Regions from separate parts of the Homo sapiens genome. Here region 2 is linked to region 1. A link is a contact called in ENCODE Hi-C data. All regions are on one chromosome and are shown on one strand. The core of a region is the stretch at or near the end of the contact, and the rest is flanking DNA. Distances in the headings are between cores, read along the strand shown. Region 1 holds the start of PKP1 (plakophilin 1). Region 2 holds the start of CSRP1 (cysteine and glycine rich protein 1).

The links. Hi-C counts contacts between places; a loop is a spot of excess contacts on that map.
Region 2: a map of mammary epithelial cell shows a loop between it and region 1 (2.1-fold over the local background). The contact joins the promoter of CSRP1 here to the promoter of PKP1 in region 1. A Hi-C loop is called at or near these places in 1 of 168 maps with a recorded cell type or tissue (mammary epithelial cell).

What each region holds. Positions count from the first base shown.
Region 1 is chr1:201,278,229-201,286,165 of GRCh38, forward strand. PKP1 (plakophilin 1) reads left to right here and starts at 5,278. Exons shown (of 14, transcript NM_001005337.3): 1 at 5,278-5,676. The coding sequence starts at 5,475. RefSeq lists an enhancer at 5,119-5,648.
Region 2 is chr1:201,503,759-201,511,695 of GRCh38, forward strand. CSRP1 (cysteine and glycine rich protein 1) reads right to left here and starts at 3,365. Exons shown (of 6, transcript NM_004078.3): 1 at 3,312-3,365. It overlaps CSRP1-AS1 (CSRP1 antisense RNA 1), which reads left to right and starts at 3,455. Exons shown (of 2, transcript NR_160747.1): 1 at 3,455-3,661. It overlaps LOC124904484 (a long non-coding RNA gene), which reads right to left. Exons shown (of 2, transcript XR_007066793.1): 2 at 5,966-6,243. RefSeq lists a silencer at 3,067-3,696.

The sequences.
Region 1 (7,937 bases), core at 4,028-6,527:
CAAGAAGGCAGGAGGTGGGAGGGGCTTGTCACCCCCTTGTTTAAGACTTATCAGTGCTCTGTCATTACTCTTAGAACAAAATTCAAGAGGCCAGGCACAGTGGCTCACGCCTGTAATCCCAGCACTTTGGGAGGCCAAGGCGGGCGGATCACGAGGTCAGGAGATCGAGACCATCCTGGCTAACACAGTGAAACCCCGTCTCTACGAAAAATACAAAAAATTAGCTGGGCGTGGTGGCGGGCACCTGTAGTCCCAGCTACTCGGGAGGCTGAGGCAGGAGAATGGCGTGAACCTGGGAGGCGGAGCTTGCAGTGAGCCGAGATTGCACCACTGCACTCTAGCCTGGGTGACAGAGCGAGACTCCGTCTCAAAAAAACAAAAAAACAAACAAACAAAAAAAAATTCAGGAGTATTTTCTGTCTTCCCAGACGGAAGTTTCCAAGCTCCAGCATGATCCTGCACTGGCCAATTTAATGGCCACTAGCAGCATGTAGCTATCAAGCCCTTAAAATGAGGCTGGTATATTTAAGGAACTGAATGTTTCCTTTACACAATTTGAACTGATTTAAATAGCGGGCACAGAGATGGAACATTTTCATAATTCAAGAAAGCTTTACAGGACAGTACTGCCTGCCTGCCCATCTTGTGCCCACCTGCCTGGTCTCCCTGGTCTGTCTGTTCTGAAGACATGCCAGGTTCATGGCTTGTACACTCACCATTTCCTCTGCCCAGAGCCCTTTCCCTCACTCCTGAGATGGGCAGCTGCCTCTCATGCTTCAAGTCTCAGCCTGTCACAGTCTGGTCACCATGGCTAAAGCTGTCCCTCTCTGCAGCCTCTAAGCCGCTCATTGTTTCCTTCATAGCATTTAATATAATTTGCAATCATTTACAGATCGACTCTTTGTCTATGTCTTTAGAACATATGCCCCATGAGAGCAAGATCTGGTCTTTTTCATCGTTGTATCCCCAGGGTTGACATGGTGATACCAGCCCCTTTAGGCACTCGGTACGTATTTAAGTGACTGACTGACAGTGCTCCACACAGAGGGAACAGCAAATATGCAAAGGTAAGGGGCAGGTGGCTGCATGGGGTGAGTGCTAGGATGAAAACAAAATAATGCAGGAGAAAAGACAGAGGCGATTTAGAGACTAGGGAGGGGGCAGTGCGAGTTCATCAGGGAAGGTTATAAGATTCCTGAGTTGAGCAGCCATTGAGGAGTCTGCTAACTGGCCAAAGGATGTCATCCAGAAAAGCTTTCACAATAGGGAGCTGGCCCCGTGGCCGCTGTCCAGGAAGTTCAGTTGCAGACGGACTGGGCTGAATAAGATGGGGCCACCCAGCAAGCCCAGGGATCCAGGAAGAAAACCTACCTCTTCCACGCTCCTGCGGTGTTTGCGTCAGTGAGGGGCTCAGCTAGAGGTGGTCCCCTCACCTGGGGGGCTGGAAACTGAGAAGGGAGAAGATTCAGCCCAGACACTCTTAGAAGCAGCAGGAGCCCCAGAGACCTCCTCTCAGCCTTCCTTGGGATAGCCCCCACCCACTCCTGGCCCAGCCTTCTCCTTCTCTCCTGTAGAAAATAAGCTCTAGGCCAGGCACAGTGGCTCATGCCTGTAATTCCATCACTCTGGGAGGCCGAGGTGGGTGGATCACTTGAGTTCAAGAGTTTGAGAACAGCCTGACCAACATGGTGAAAGCCTGTCTCTACTGAAAATACAAAAATCAGCCTGGCATGGTGGTGCGCACCTGTAATCCCAGCTACTCAGGAGGCTGAGGCAGGAGAATTGCTTGAACCCGGGAGGCAGAGGTTACAGTGAGTCAAGACACACCACTGCACAGAGTGAGAGTGACAGAGTGTAAATTCTGTAAGAGCAGGAACTTTGTCTTCCTCACCATTGTATCCTTAGTACCTGGGACAAGGTCTGTCACATAGCAGATGCTCAGTCAATACTTGTTGAGTAAATGAACTCATATTTCACTTTTTAATGAACATAGAGATGACAGGATGTGAAGTCTGGGAGCCAGAATGTTGAAAGGGAAATCTGGGTCACACTTAATGCTCTAAGGAGGCAGCAAAGAGAATTAGAAGCCCGTTCATACTCATTCCTTTGAGGATGAAAATATACTCATCTTATTTCAGAATCAAGTCAAAATTAACTTCTTTCAGGATGCTTCCCCCTGATCACCCCCAACACCTTCCAAGCCAAAATTAACCCATATCCATTAGAATTTTAACATCTAAATATATGTTCTGACAGTCACCTGAAAGCATGCCATTTCAGAGCCAGGATCATGTGACTGTGCCTCCTTGACATCTTTTCTTCACTTTAGGAGTGTTAGCCTCCTTGCTGGTTGATTTCTGAGACAGGCCCCACATAGGGTGGGGCTCAGGCAGGCAGAAGAGAGAGAGAGATTATGGAAATAGCATTGGCCTGCTGGCTCAAAACCATATACCTGAGCCCCAAACCAATCCTCCCAGCCTGAGTATATCTCCCTCACCGTGGCCCAGAATGTGTAACCTGACTTCTCTTTCCTCTCCTCCTCTGTCAGAAGGGCCTGATTCAAGATGTCCTGCCCTACAAATCCCCACAATCGACAGAATTATAGAATGTTGGGGCTAGAGTGGAGTTTAGGAGCCACGAAGTTTACCCGCTCTCTTTGTAGATTGGTGCAAGGGACGGAGGAAGGCACTTGTCTAACATGAAGCTAGTTAGTGACACAACTAGATCAGGAACCCAGCTGGCCTGACTTTCGTGCCCTGTGATGGGAATGGATGCTGTTAAAATACCTATCCAGAGAAGGATCTGCTTGTCACAGAGAAATCTCGAGGCGGCAGCCTGGCACTGCCACTGAGTGTCCAGCTCTGGATTGCAGTTGCCTTGTCTGCCTGTTGCCAGCTGGGTGGCCTCATGGAACTTCAGTTACCTCATCTGAAAAAGAAGGGTGATGGTGCCCACCTCATAGGGTCATTGTAAGGATTTAAATGATGTGGTTCGTGTACAGGGCTCAGAACAATGCCTGGTTGGTAGGCATGGTGTTTGGAGGAGCATAGTAAATGCTATTGCTATCAATATGTCAAAATAATGTCAATATTAACATAGTAGAGAAGTAGCTAGAAAAACTGAACTTCATACCTGGAAACAATTTTAAAGATAATCAGTTCTGCTTCCACGGACTTGCCTTTTATAGGAAGATGAGCTACTCTAATCCCCTCCTTCAGGGCCCTTCTATATCCTAGAATAGGAAAATTATCGTTATTTAAAGATGTAATTAACATTTATTATGGCTAGCATATTAGGTTTTAGATAGGCCAAATGTGTGATACAATAGAATTGTATTTTTATATGCTGCTGTGTATACTTTACAGTACATTGGGGCCCTTATATAATCGGTGTGCACTGTACTTTAATGTCCATTTTATAGGACTTTTATAAGGGAAGCTGGATGATGTGGTGGAATGAGCACTGTGCCAGGAGTCACAAGGCCTGGTTAGGATGCAGGCTTTGCCACATATTAACTGGGGCATTGCAAGCAAGCTACCTCCTCTCCTAATCAGTGAAATGCAGTGCTTGGCTGGATGAAGTCCAAGGCTCTGTCCAGTCCTGGCGGTCTATGGCTAGAGGCAGAATCTTACAATATGAAGTGATAATAGAGGTTTACAGGTATTTTGTACACATCTATGACATATTTTTTATCACATCTCTGGTTTACTTGAGGTTAAGTTCTTAGGAACAGCGCCCTCAATAATAAAACTGTTTCTATTGGAAACTATAATCTGCTTTACAATAATCTGCTCTGCAAATTGCTACTAGGAATACCTTCCTTGGGAAAGCTGGGGCTCCCCGCATGTAACACCCACATCTCAGGAGTTGCGTGAGTGACCTTCATGTACATGGTCCCTGAGACAGTCATTCAGTCTTCTTGATCCTTCCTCGACATAAAATTCCCAAAAAGAATAGATTTCTGATTGTCCTTTCCTCTGTAGATTAGAAGAGCAAACTAAAAGTAAAATATGTGAGCTGTGAGCGGCAGCCTCAAATGACAGCAAGAGTGACGGCTGTGATAGTGTCACACACTGGTGGAGGCCCCAAAACTAAGAAACTGACCGGACAGCACGACTACACAGTTCAGTAATGGATGTCCAGAATGAGAAACCCAGGGCATCAAGAAGTACAGCAAATATGTTCAGTGTTGTTTGCTTTAGGAGGCAAACAGAATGCGATACCTTTTAGAAAGATTTCCATCAAAGTAAATACTTAAAAAAAAAAAAAAACACTCAGCTCCTGTTACACACCAAATTCACTGATGTGGGCTCCCTCCACGCCTGGAGAGGATGCTACATGAATAAAGCTTCACTGCACATGTGTCCCCAGGGGTGAGTGTATATAGGGGAATGCACACAGTGGTCCCAGAATAATAAGTCCAGAGTGAAATTTCAGGGTAAAGCAGCTTTTCAATTTTTCAGTGAGGATCTGGTTAGGATCCGAGTTAGATTTAATTTACCTTAAATTAACTAGCATTCACGTATTCACCTATTTAAAATATTTTTTATTAAGCGCCTAATATTATGTGTGCCAGGCATTGTTTTAGAGGTTATAGTGGAGTTTCAGAGAGGATCCGCTGTTCACGTGGTGTTTTACCGGGGTATACTCATGAACAACAAATAACCACCGGTTTTACCAAGGCATACCCACTGTGTGGTCTGATATCCCAAGTCTGCTCCTTGATGTGGCCTTACTGCCCCTACCCCACTTTCTTCAGAGGAAGCTCCTTTAGAGTAGACTGGGTTACCCCCATAAGATGGAGCACTCCTTTGGAGCAAGAGCTATGGTTCTGCCATCAGCCCGGGAGCCTCCACCGCCGGGGTTGGTCTCTGCTATGACCTCAGTACAGAGGGAGATGGACGCCTGGCTCTCCTGGGCAGCCTGGTCAAGAAAGACTCCTTTCTTTCCTAGAGAGAGGTCTCCCTCGGTTCCTGAGCTGAGCACATGCTTTCTCAGTGAGCCGGCAGAACAGGACAGAGGGGCGTCTCCCTGGGGCCTCAAGGCTTGCGACGTTTCTTGCTCATGGGGAGAGGGAAGGGAGAGAAAAAAAAGAGCGAGCAGGAAGGCGCCCAGCGTCCCACACAGGGGACTCGCAGCCCTGCCCCCAAGAGCGCTGGCTCCGCAGCAGCAGTGCCCTGCAGCTCCGCGTCTGAGCAGCAGCAGCGCGCGGCCCGGTGGAGTGGGTGGTGCAGGGCAGGGGTGGTATATCCTGTCTGACGGAGGGCGGGCCTCGCCAGTGCCAGAGAGGGACGAACCAGGGTGGAAGCGCCAGGAGCAGCTGCAGGGAGCCCTCACGCGGACCACGCACTCTATGGCCGTAGGGAGCCGCTGAGAGCGAGAAGAGCACGCTCCTGCCCGCCCGCTGCACCGCACCTCGCCTCGCCTCTCTGCTCTCCTAGGCCCCGGCCGCGCGCCACCCGCCTCCCGCCACCATGAACCACTCGCCGCTCAAGACCGCCTTGGCGTACGAATGCTTCCAGGACCAGGACAACTCCACGTTGGCTTTGCCGTCGGACCAAAAGATGAAAACAGGCACGTCTGGCAGGCAGCGCGTGCAGGAGCAGGTGATGATGACCGTCAAGCGGCAGAAGTCCAAGTCTTCCCAGTCGTCCACCCTGAGCCACTCCAATCGAGGTAAAGGCTCGGCCCCCGCGTGGTCCGTGCGCCCCTTTCCAGAGCACCCTGGCCCAGTGGCGGGGACCAAGAGACGCACGCATCCCCGGGGATGAGGGGAGGCGAGGGGCTGCCGGCCCCAGGCAGGGTCTACGCACCTAGTGCGAGCAGCCGAGCTCCCAGCCGGTTCTGAGCTGGTGTAAACGCGACCCGAGGCTGGCTCGACGGCCCCGCGAGCTCGATGGCGCGCTAGTGGGCAAGGATGGGTGATTCACCGGGACACAGCCAGGAGCATGTCCCAGCGTGCCAGGAGGTTGAGGATCCCCCGCGAGCGGTTCTCCTGTCCCTGAGCCCTGGGTCTGGACGGCTTTCTCTTTCGGATGCTGCTCTAGGGATCTGCCCTGCATCCTGTCTGGCCCCGGCTGTCCTGGGGCCCATGGTCCCCGCGCTCGCAAACGGTTGTGGGCCACCCTTCACCCTTCCTGGGCTTGATCTCCTGGCCTTCAGCTGGAGGCCGATGCCCAGCGTCCAGGCCAAGGGGAACCCCAGTCCCTGTGGGGCCGCGCATGAGTATCCGCGAGCGGGGTGAGGGAGTCGCTGAGACAGGAGTGCAGCTCAGGAGAGGCGCTGCGGGACGGGAAAGTGGCACAGGGAGCAGGGACGAGGGCCTGGAACTCCAGGGCACTTTATCGAGAGCCTCCTGAAAGAGGCTAGCCTAGTTGGAAGGCCGCCCCAGGGCCAGTGGGTCCCTTGACGACAGGGAAGGGGGTCAGGGATGCTTTCTTTCCCGAATAGCCAATGCAGAAATCCTCTTTCCCACTGGATTCTTCTTACCCCACCCAGCTTAGGTAGAAACAAGTGTCTCATGGGGAGAGTACGGAATGGCAGGTTGGAAATCCCCCCGGGCCCCAGGGAGACCTCCAGCTGAACCCTCACGGGCACTTTTCCAAGCTGGATCCCGGGCCTGGCACCCCCTCCTCCAGCCTCTGAGAGGCCAGATCCCATGACTGGGGGAACCTGGGAGAAAGGGGCAGCACCCAGGAAACTCAAGGAGGAAGGGGCAGTACCTGACAGGGGAGAGCTTATAGACCAAGTAAACACTTTGATACAAAGGATGCCTGGTAAGAATTACACACAAGTGAGCAAAGATTCCACTTGTTTATTTATTTACTTATTTTATTTAGCTAAGTTTAGTAAAATGCTAATAAGACTTTACCCATTACCAAACAGTACAGGTCAACCAAGACTTATGTATTAAGACAGGCCTTAGGAGAGAGTGAGGGGCAGGGGGTAATAAGGTGGAAGGAGACAAAAGAAACCGACCCTGGCCCTTCCACCACACACACACACACACACACACACACACACACACACACACACACCTCACACTTCCTTCTACCTGTGGCTTCTGTCCCCCCACCTACTCCCTAGCCCCCATTCCTGAGTGGCCCCTTGTAGAGCCGAGGGAAGGAAAATGGCCGGCAGAGGACTTCCTGGGCCCCAGACCTAAAGGCCTTTGCTTCTCTGTGTGCTCTTTGCCTTTGTGTGGGCTCCAGGCTCCTCTCGTCACATTTCCACTCAAGATCATGCCACCTCCAGAGCACTTGCCTCCTTCCCTTTTATTTGGTGCCTTGGTAGGTGCCTCCTAGCCTCTTTAGAATTAGGTTTGGAATAACAAAGTGCCCCCATTTCTGGCTACAGCCCAGAGCACAGCTCAACCTACTCTCCTCTCTGCACAAGACTTGGCTGTCCCCTTCCCACTCCCACTCCATCCCAGCCTGAGCTCTTGGCTCACAACTCCAGAAAACTCAAACCGGCCCTGGGTGCCCCAAGGACCCCTTTTTCCTCCTACCTATCGGGATATTGGCTGAGTGTCTGTCAGCAAGAAGTGCACTTTCTGGGCTTGGTCTTTGTGGGGAACTTCTATCTGATAAGGTCTCCTTTGTTCCCTCTTTGTTTTTCCTCCCAAGGTCCCCCAGGGGGCTTCACTGGGGGAGGGTTGATGCTGATGGCTACCTCTCCAGAAACTCCAAGGTCTAGCCCTGTGGGCGTGTCCCCTCTACCCTCAGACTCTGCGGAGGTTCCTAAAGGAGGCTGCAGAGGCATCCTTGCTGGAAGAGGCGGTTTGGTCACTTGGAGCTGGTGTTTCTGGTTTATCTGGCTTAGTTTTCATCAGATTTCCTTGTCTTCTCCATCAGAAACACCCAAACGTCCCCTATTTGCTCTGCGGCCACCTCTACTCACTCTGCTCCCTCTTTCTTATGCTGGTTTACCTGTCAGGA
Region 2 (7,937 bases), core at 2,115-4,614, 220 kb after region 1:
CAGGACCCCTCCACCTCACCTTCTCTGCCCTCCCCTCAAGTTTTGCTAGCTCTCTCTTTCTCAAGCACGCTCTTTTCCAGGCTTGTTTTCTTTCTGCAAACCTGGCTCTGAAACTCAAACATGCAGAGCTGGTGAAAGCATATCCATTAGTGGCTGGGAACTAACTCTCAGGGGTCCCCTCTGCTCCTACCTGGCCATGCAACAGACTGAAAACCCGGAGGTCAGGAGTTCTAACCCTGATCCATCCAAGTGAAAGATATCTTCCTTAAATAGTTTATAAGCCACTGTAAAGCACCTTGTAAAGCTGATGTGTTTCACAAATGGCAGATATTTCCTTAGTGAGTTGATCTGGAAAAAGGAAATGTAGAGGAGCAAAGAAAAATAATAAGGTAGTGACTGAGCATACGTTTTGGAAACAGTCAGCTTATGTTTGAATGGCAGCTCCACAACTGATCAGCTGTGATCCTGAGCAAGTTTCTTACTACCTCTGAGCCTCAGTTTCTCCATTTGTAAAATGGAGAGCATCAGTAGCTACCTCATAAATTGTCCAAGATAACACATGTGAAGTATTTCTCACACTGTCTGGTACACTGCAAGTGCAGATATCTGGTTATCCTTATCTTAAGGAGAGGCCAACTCTAACACTTATCGTTCAGGTTTGTATCTCTTTTGATATTTGACAATATGCCCTGAGTAATGCCAAATGGCTGACTTGGAGGAAAAAGTCTTATTCTCACTAGCACCTCTTTGGATCCCAAAATATTTAACGCATGTGTCTTCATCTAGCAAGCCAACGTTTCACAATAAGCTAGGCTTACATACATATTTAAAACTTTAACAACCTGCCAGAAAAGCCTTCCCAATTTGCTTCCCACACCAGGGATGGACAGTGAATTAAAAACTATGTTGCTAGGCGCAGTGGGTCATGCCTGTAATCCCAGCACTTTGGGAGGCTGAGATGGTGGTGGGGACAGGGAGGGGATCACTTGAGGCCAGGAGTTCGAGACCAGACTGGCCAATATAGTGAGACGCTGTCTCCAAAAAAAAAAAAAACACCAGGCCGGGCGCAGTGGCTCATGCCTGTAATCCCAACACTTTGGGAGGCCGAGGCAGGTGGATCACCTGAGGTCAGGAGTTCAAAAACAGCCTGGCCAACATGGCGAAATGCCGTCTCTACTAAAAATACAAACAATTAGCTGGGCATATTGGCAGACACCTGTAATCCCAGCTACTTGGAAGGCTGAGGCAGGAGAATCGCTTGAACCCAGGAGGCAGAGGTTGCAGTGAGCCAATGTCACGCCATTGCACTCCAGCCTGGGTGACAGAGCAAGACTGCCTCAAAACAAAAACACACAAAAAAGCCCAAAAAAAACCTACGCCTTTTTTCTCTCACCTGCTTGTCAATCTACCCAAGTGGAAAAACTGGCTAGTAACTATTTGCAAGGTTTATGAGTATCCCGTAGGCCAACTCAGCTGAAAGACCATTGCTACCCCACTCATTCATCAAATGTTTGCTGATCACTCAGTCAAGTGTCACTACACTCCCAGGCTGCAACTCTGGCCCAGTCAGGACTCACTAGCTCCAGAGGCAGATGCACATGTGTGCAATTAAAAGAGCAAACACCTGGGCCAGGAAGGCAGGTGCTAAGACAGACCACAGGCAAATAGGCCACAGCACCCCTGTTTTTCCCATTTTATTAGCAGGCCAATTGCAGAGTTGATGGGCCTTCTCTTTAGTTTCTCTCCTGCTTCTTCTTCCCCATACCCTCCATCCTGGGCATCTCAGGCCTTGCAGACAGTTCTCTCCTCCCTCTCCTCTAACCCACACTACACCCTCTGCAGGATAAACTTCCTTCCTCGTCTGACTGCCTCCGCCCCGGATATCCTCTCCAAGGCAAAGAGTCATTCACTGGAAGACCGTGAGCAGGAGGAGGCTGGATTTAGGAAACAATGGGTAAAAGCTGCCCTCCAGCAGCTGAGGGCTGAGGACAGTCTCTCTCAAAAGAGGTAGCCAGAAACCAGCTGGAGAGTCAGGAGGCAGCAGTTGAGTGAGAGCAGTTGAGGGGAGGCTCAGTACCCATCCCCAAATCCCACCTGGGGAAAATCCCCAACATGCAGTCTGAGAGGACAGAGGGAGACAACCAGCACCTCCAGCCTCCTTAGCTTCTGGGAGGAAGGCAAGGGATGAGGGGAGGACAAGAAAGACAGTAACTGAGAGATCACTCCTGTGTTGGAGGTTCTGTGTAATATGCTCCCCAAGTAGCATCCCTGAAAGAAACTGAGACATTGAGAAGTTAAATAGTTTGTCCAAGGAAACCTGCGCGTTAAGTGGCAAATCCAAGAGTCAAAACTCTGCCTTCCAAACAATCCCACCAAGACTCCAAGCCACCTCTTCATGATATACTGATATACTTTCTACCAGGGCCCAGTGGATTTCCTCGGTGCCACTGTGATAGTATCCCAGCGTGGGGAGAGCCTGCCCATTCATTCACTCTCAGGGAGCAGCTGGTGGGTGGCTGGAGCCCAGGGCTCTAGGCAGAGCCTGAGCCCACTATTGCTCCAGCCGATTCCTGGGTCCTGGTTAGTTCACAACAGCACCAGAACCAGAAGCATGCAAAATATTCTCTAGTCTGTACCAGTAGATACAATACCTGCCTCAGAGGGCTGATTGTTAGCTAACACATTGTGATTTGCTTTAAATGTGCTCAATACCAGCCCCTTTATCACTTCCCAGCTTTCAAGGACTGAGGCCACAAAACACTGACTGCAGGCTCTTTCAGGTTTCAGTAACCATCACCACCTAGCACCAAGATTTGGAGTGGAGAGGTTTCCATGCAGTTATTTCACAAGAGGGAAAACTCACACCTGCGCTCAGGGACACAGATGTCCAAGGTCAGGCCCAGATGTTTGCCCCACCCCGCCCGCGGGCATTTTCTCCCCAGCAGGAGGGTGAGGGAGGGGGTGGCACGGATGCCCTCATCTCTCTGCCATACAATGAGCGTCAGTGGCGCGCAGAATCGCCGATTGTTCTGCCCGACTTGCAGGCGGTTGCGGGGAGCCGGGTCGCCCTGGGTCACGCACACGCGGAAGTCAACTGTGTCCAGGAAGCCCAGGAAGGCCCGGGATGGGGACGGACCTAGTGCCTCCAGAAAAGAGCAGCACTGCCCGGGCTAACTGCGGTCACTTCTCACAGTTCCCCGCCTGCGACAGCCCCGGGGCTGCGGCGGGGCTGGCAAGACCGGGAGGCGCTGAGTGCGTGCCCAGGCGCCCCTCCGCGGCGGGCAGAGCCGCGCGACTCAGGGCGCACTCACCTGGCAGCTGGCTCGGCGGCGCAGGGGCGGCAGGCGCTCTCGGAAGTGGCGGCTGGGTGCGCCCGGCCTGCGCGCCGTTTTGTTCCGCTCCGCGGAAGGCGTGTCCCGGGCCACGCCAACCAGTGGGCTTTGCACACTGCACCACTCCAGGGCTGATGTCATGGCGCGAAGCCCGGCGGTGCTGCCCTCCTAGGCCCCGGGAAGGCCGGCCGGCAGGGGCGGGGGCAGGAGTCGCCGACTCTGGGGGTGCTCCGAGCTCGTGCTGCGGTCCCACTGTGCGCCCTGTCGCCGCCACCGCGGAAAACGTCTTGCACGTGCGAGGGGCATTTCAGGAGTTTCCTGTCTGTCAGGTGAGAAGGCGGAGATATGACCTTAGAGGTCAGACCCATGATAAACTTGAGCCCCTAACGAAAGGGTGTCTCGAATTTACTTGTCCTGGTGGCAGAGGGTGAGGGACACATTTTGGGCGCCAGGGTAAGACAGACCCTTCCAGGGCAGGTCTGATTCTGCCCATCCACTCACTAGCTGGGCCCTGGGCCTAGACAGCCCTTCTGGGTTCAGGGTCATCTGTGAACGGCGTGTAATCTACAGGGATGTGAGGGGCTAAAAGGAGATCCGGTAGGACCCGCAGACCTTCAGCAGCACCCGGCATGTAATAGACACTCAATAAATGTAACTCCCCCCTCCAACAGCTCTTGCCCCTCAGTTTTTCCCAGTCTTCCCTGCTACCCTAAGGACAACACCTGGAAAAAGGTGTTCTCCCGCAAAAGCAGCAGTTCTGAAAAGTGGGTGCCTCCATAGAGGCTTTTCTCTGGGGCTCCAACCTTCAGTAGGACAGACACAGGCTCAGGCCACTCAAGCTGCCCCTGGGGCAGTTTCCAGGGGACATTCTGTCCACACCTCCTCACCCAGTCCCCAGCCCTTCCTGAGTGCCCCGTGCAGGCATTTCAGGGAGCAGAGAAGCTCACAGCCTCCAGCTGGTCACCCTACACCCCAGGTGGCCCATAGATGCAGCTGCTATGTCTTCCACCCTGGGCAGGTGTCAAGGGTTCAGGCCCCAACCGGCTTCACTTAAAGCCCTGGTTTGCTGAATCAACTTTTTGCCAGGAATAAAGTTAAGCATCTTATGATCTAGAAAATGAAGTATTTGGCCAGGCACTGTGGCTCACGCCTGTAATCCCAACACTTTGGGAGGCCGAGGCAGGCAGATTGCTTAAACCCAGGAGTTCGAGACCTGGTGAAACCCTGTTTCTACAAAAAAATTAAAAAAATTAGCCAGGCGTGGTGGTGTGTGCCTGTAATCCAAGCTACTCGAGAGGCTGAGGTGGAAGGATCACTTGAACTCAGGAGGCAGAGGTTGCAGTGAGCCAAGATTGCACCACTGCACTCCAGCCTGGGCGACAGAGCAAGAGTGTTTCTCAAAAAAAAAAGTGTTTATCTAGGTTTTTCTTGCTTTCTACCATAAGTAACATCTTTCCTTTGGCCAGGTCCATCCTATAAACAAGGCCCTCCAAGATTAAAATGTCTAGAAGCACACAACCAGTGTTTCTTGCAGATTGGGCCATCTTCATCTGACCCAACCAAGATGAAGGAGGAGAAACCAGAAGAATTTCTGGTCACGGCTGCACTGACTAAGCAATAGTTAAACAGGTCCATTAAACTGCAGAACCACCATCAGTGTCAGAGACCAAGGGCTTCCGCCCAAAGATGGCGATCCCATGGGATTTCCCCCTCTCCTTTCAATTCTCAGTATCTTGGAGAGATGAGCCTCGGAGTTTTGCCCAGGATTTTACAAAAGGGCAAACTCCTACATTACCTTCTTTGGTCTGGGTTTGTCCTCTCTGGAGTCATGGGACTGTTGATAGATTTCCCTGTGAGGACATGCCAACCTGTGCTGTGAAATGGCTTTAGGGTAGATCCAGAAAAAGAAGAGCAGTCACTGCAGTCACACTTGGATTTCTCCCAGATCTTAAAGCACCTTATAAACAGAATGGCTGTACAATGTGTCATCTAAACCAGAATGCTTTGGATAGTAAGTGGTATGTGGTAGTATTCGTAACTACACTAAGGCAACAGGACTATCTCAGGCAGTCCAGGGCAGATGGTCACCCCTCTTTTCCACCCAAAGACTGTCAGGTCACTTGTCTTAGGAGCTGTCTACGCAGAGCTACAGATGAAGCCAAGTAGGACCTGCCTTGTTTGGTGTTTTTCCAGAACCTCTCACCTTCTGACTATATTATTCTCCCAGCCTGCTGCCAGTTACTTGGGCTTGGTCTTAGATAGCACATTTGCAGATAAAGAAGACTTGAGGGATGAGGAAGGGCTTTGGGATTGAGTTGAGTCAAAGGTGATGCTGGGGTTACCCACCATGCAAACAGGAACAAGCCTGATGTTGAAATGACAGAAAAATCAGTAAACATCATCAATACTTGGGACATCCTTAAGGCAGAGATTCTCATTCTGCAGAGGTTCTCATTCTGGCTGACCTCATTTATATAACCATATCTAGACTGGCCCGAGCTGGTCAGCAGCACCCACATCTGCAGAGACAATGCAGTCAGAGCTCATCACCAATAAATTATCTGCTAGGGGTTCTAGAAGGAGGCTTGGCACACTTAGGGGCTTACCTGCTTCTCAGGACTCTCACAAATGTCTAACCTTTTCAGTATCTTTATGTTCTCTCTGTGCACTCTATTTCCCAACACTTCTGGGTTGGTATTTGATGGCTGCTAGGAATGAAGTGGGGCCTGTTACAGGCAGGAAGTAGGGCCCCTGTCCTCCAGCTTCCAACTTTGTCTGCTGCTTCCTCTGGCATCTTTTCTTCTCTTTCCTCCCTCATCAGCATCCTGATGCTACATCTTCTCTCTCCTCTCCTGTGGTGAAACCCTTCTTTTCCGCATTGATCCCAAGTGAAGAGGACCTGAGTGTGAGGCTGAGGAAAGAGTAAGGGAATGTGTCTGGCTTAGCTCTGCTCATCATCCCAGAGAAATTAGAGATCCAGTCTGGGCTGGAGATCTTCTTGTCCATCCTTCCATCCATCTGTCCATCCATCCATTCATTCATTCACCCATCCATCCATTTGTTCATCCATCTGTCTCTCCATCCATCCATCCCTCCCTCCATCCATCCATCCATCCATCCGTCCATCCACCTGTTCATCCATGTATCCATCCAACCATTCACTCAGAAGACATTTATTGGGGCCCCACTCTGTGCTGGTCTCTAGGTTCTGGGAATACAAGGAAGCCTATAATTTGGATCCTGACCTCAAGAAGTTTACTCATCTAATGGTCTAAAAAAAGAAAAAAAAAATCCAGCCCTAAACTTGCAGTTTGAGTCTCAGCTCTGTCATCTATGATTTAAAATACTAATGATGGCTGGCGCAGTGGCTCATGCCTTAATCCCAGCACTTTGGGAGGCCAAGGCCAGCAGATCACTTGAGGTCAGGAGTTCAAGACCAGCCTGGTCAACATGGTGAAACCCCATTTCTACTAAAAATAGAAAAATTAGCCGGGTATGGTGGCATGTGCCTGTAATCCCAACTACTGTGGAAGCTGAGACAAGAGAATCGCTTGAACCTGGGAGGTGGAGGTTGCAGTGAGGCGAGATCCAACCACTGCACTCCAGCCTGGGTGACAGAGTGAAACTGTGTCTCAAAAAAACAAAAAACAAATAAAATACTGTTGATAATGAGGAATAATTATAATTATTAAGCATTTACTACCTGTCAGGTACTTTACACAATTGTCCCCTTTAATCTTCGCAGTAGCTGTATGAAGTAAGGACTATTTTTACCCCCTGCTTTGCATGTGAGGAGACCAGGGCTTACAGCAGTAGCTAACTTAGTAGCTTTGTGACCATGGCCTAGGCCTCAGTTTTCCTCATGTGTGAAATGGGAGGTTGGACTAACTCAGTATTCTCCAAAATTTCCACTGAGGTACCTCTGACAGCAAAGAAGTAAATGTAAGGAACCCACAGTGTTGTCAGAATCAATCCACTCCCAGTCCTTGAAGTCTTGGGGTTTATTGCAAAAATTTATTTGAATTTTGCATTCTCCTTGGCACATAACTGTATTTGTCTTCATAAAAAGATAATGTTTAAAATGACTCACTGGCCAGGCACGGTGGCTCACACCTGTAATCCCAACCCTTTGGAAGGCTGAGGCAGGTGGATCATTTGAGTCCAGAAGTTTGAGACCAAGTTTGGCAACATGGTAAAACCCAGTCTCTACAAAATATACAAAAATTAGCTGGACATGGTGGCATGCTTGTAGTCCCAGCTACTAGGGACGCTGAGGTGGGAGGATCGCTTGAGCCCAGGAGGTAGAGGTTGCAGTGAGCCGTACTATACTCCACTGTACTCCAGCCTGGGTGATAAAGTGAGACCCTGTCTCAAAAAATAAATGAATAAATAAATAAAATTACTTACTGTTCAGAGAAATGGAGTTCTTAGGAAATGTATCGTGCTTGGTGGGTAGTATCTCTGTGGGCCCCTGGGAATATGACTAGGCCCGCCTACCCACGTGGGTGATCTGCAAGGCTCTCCCTGGCTCTGGCACTGTTCGGCTGTGCCTAGGCTAGGATGAGGCAAGTCAAAGGGGGCTTGTGGAATAAGGCCCAGCATTTG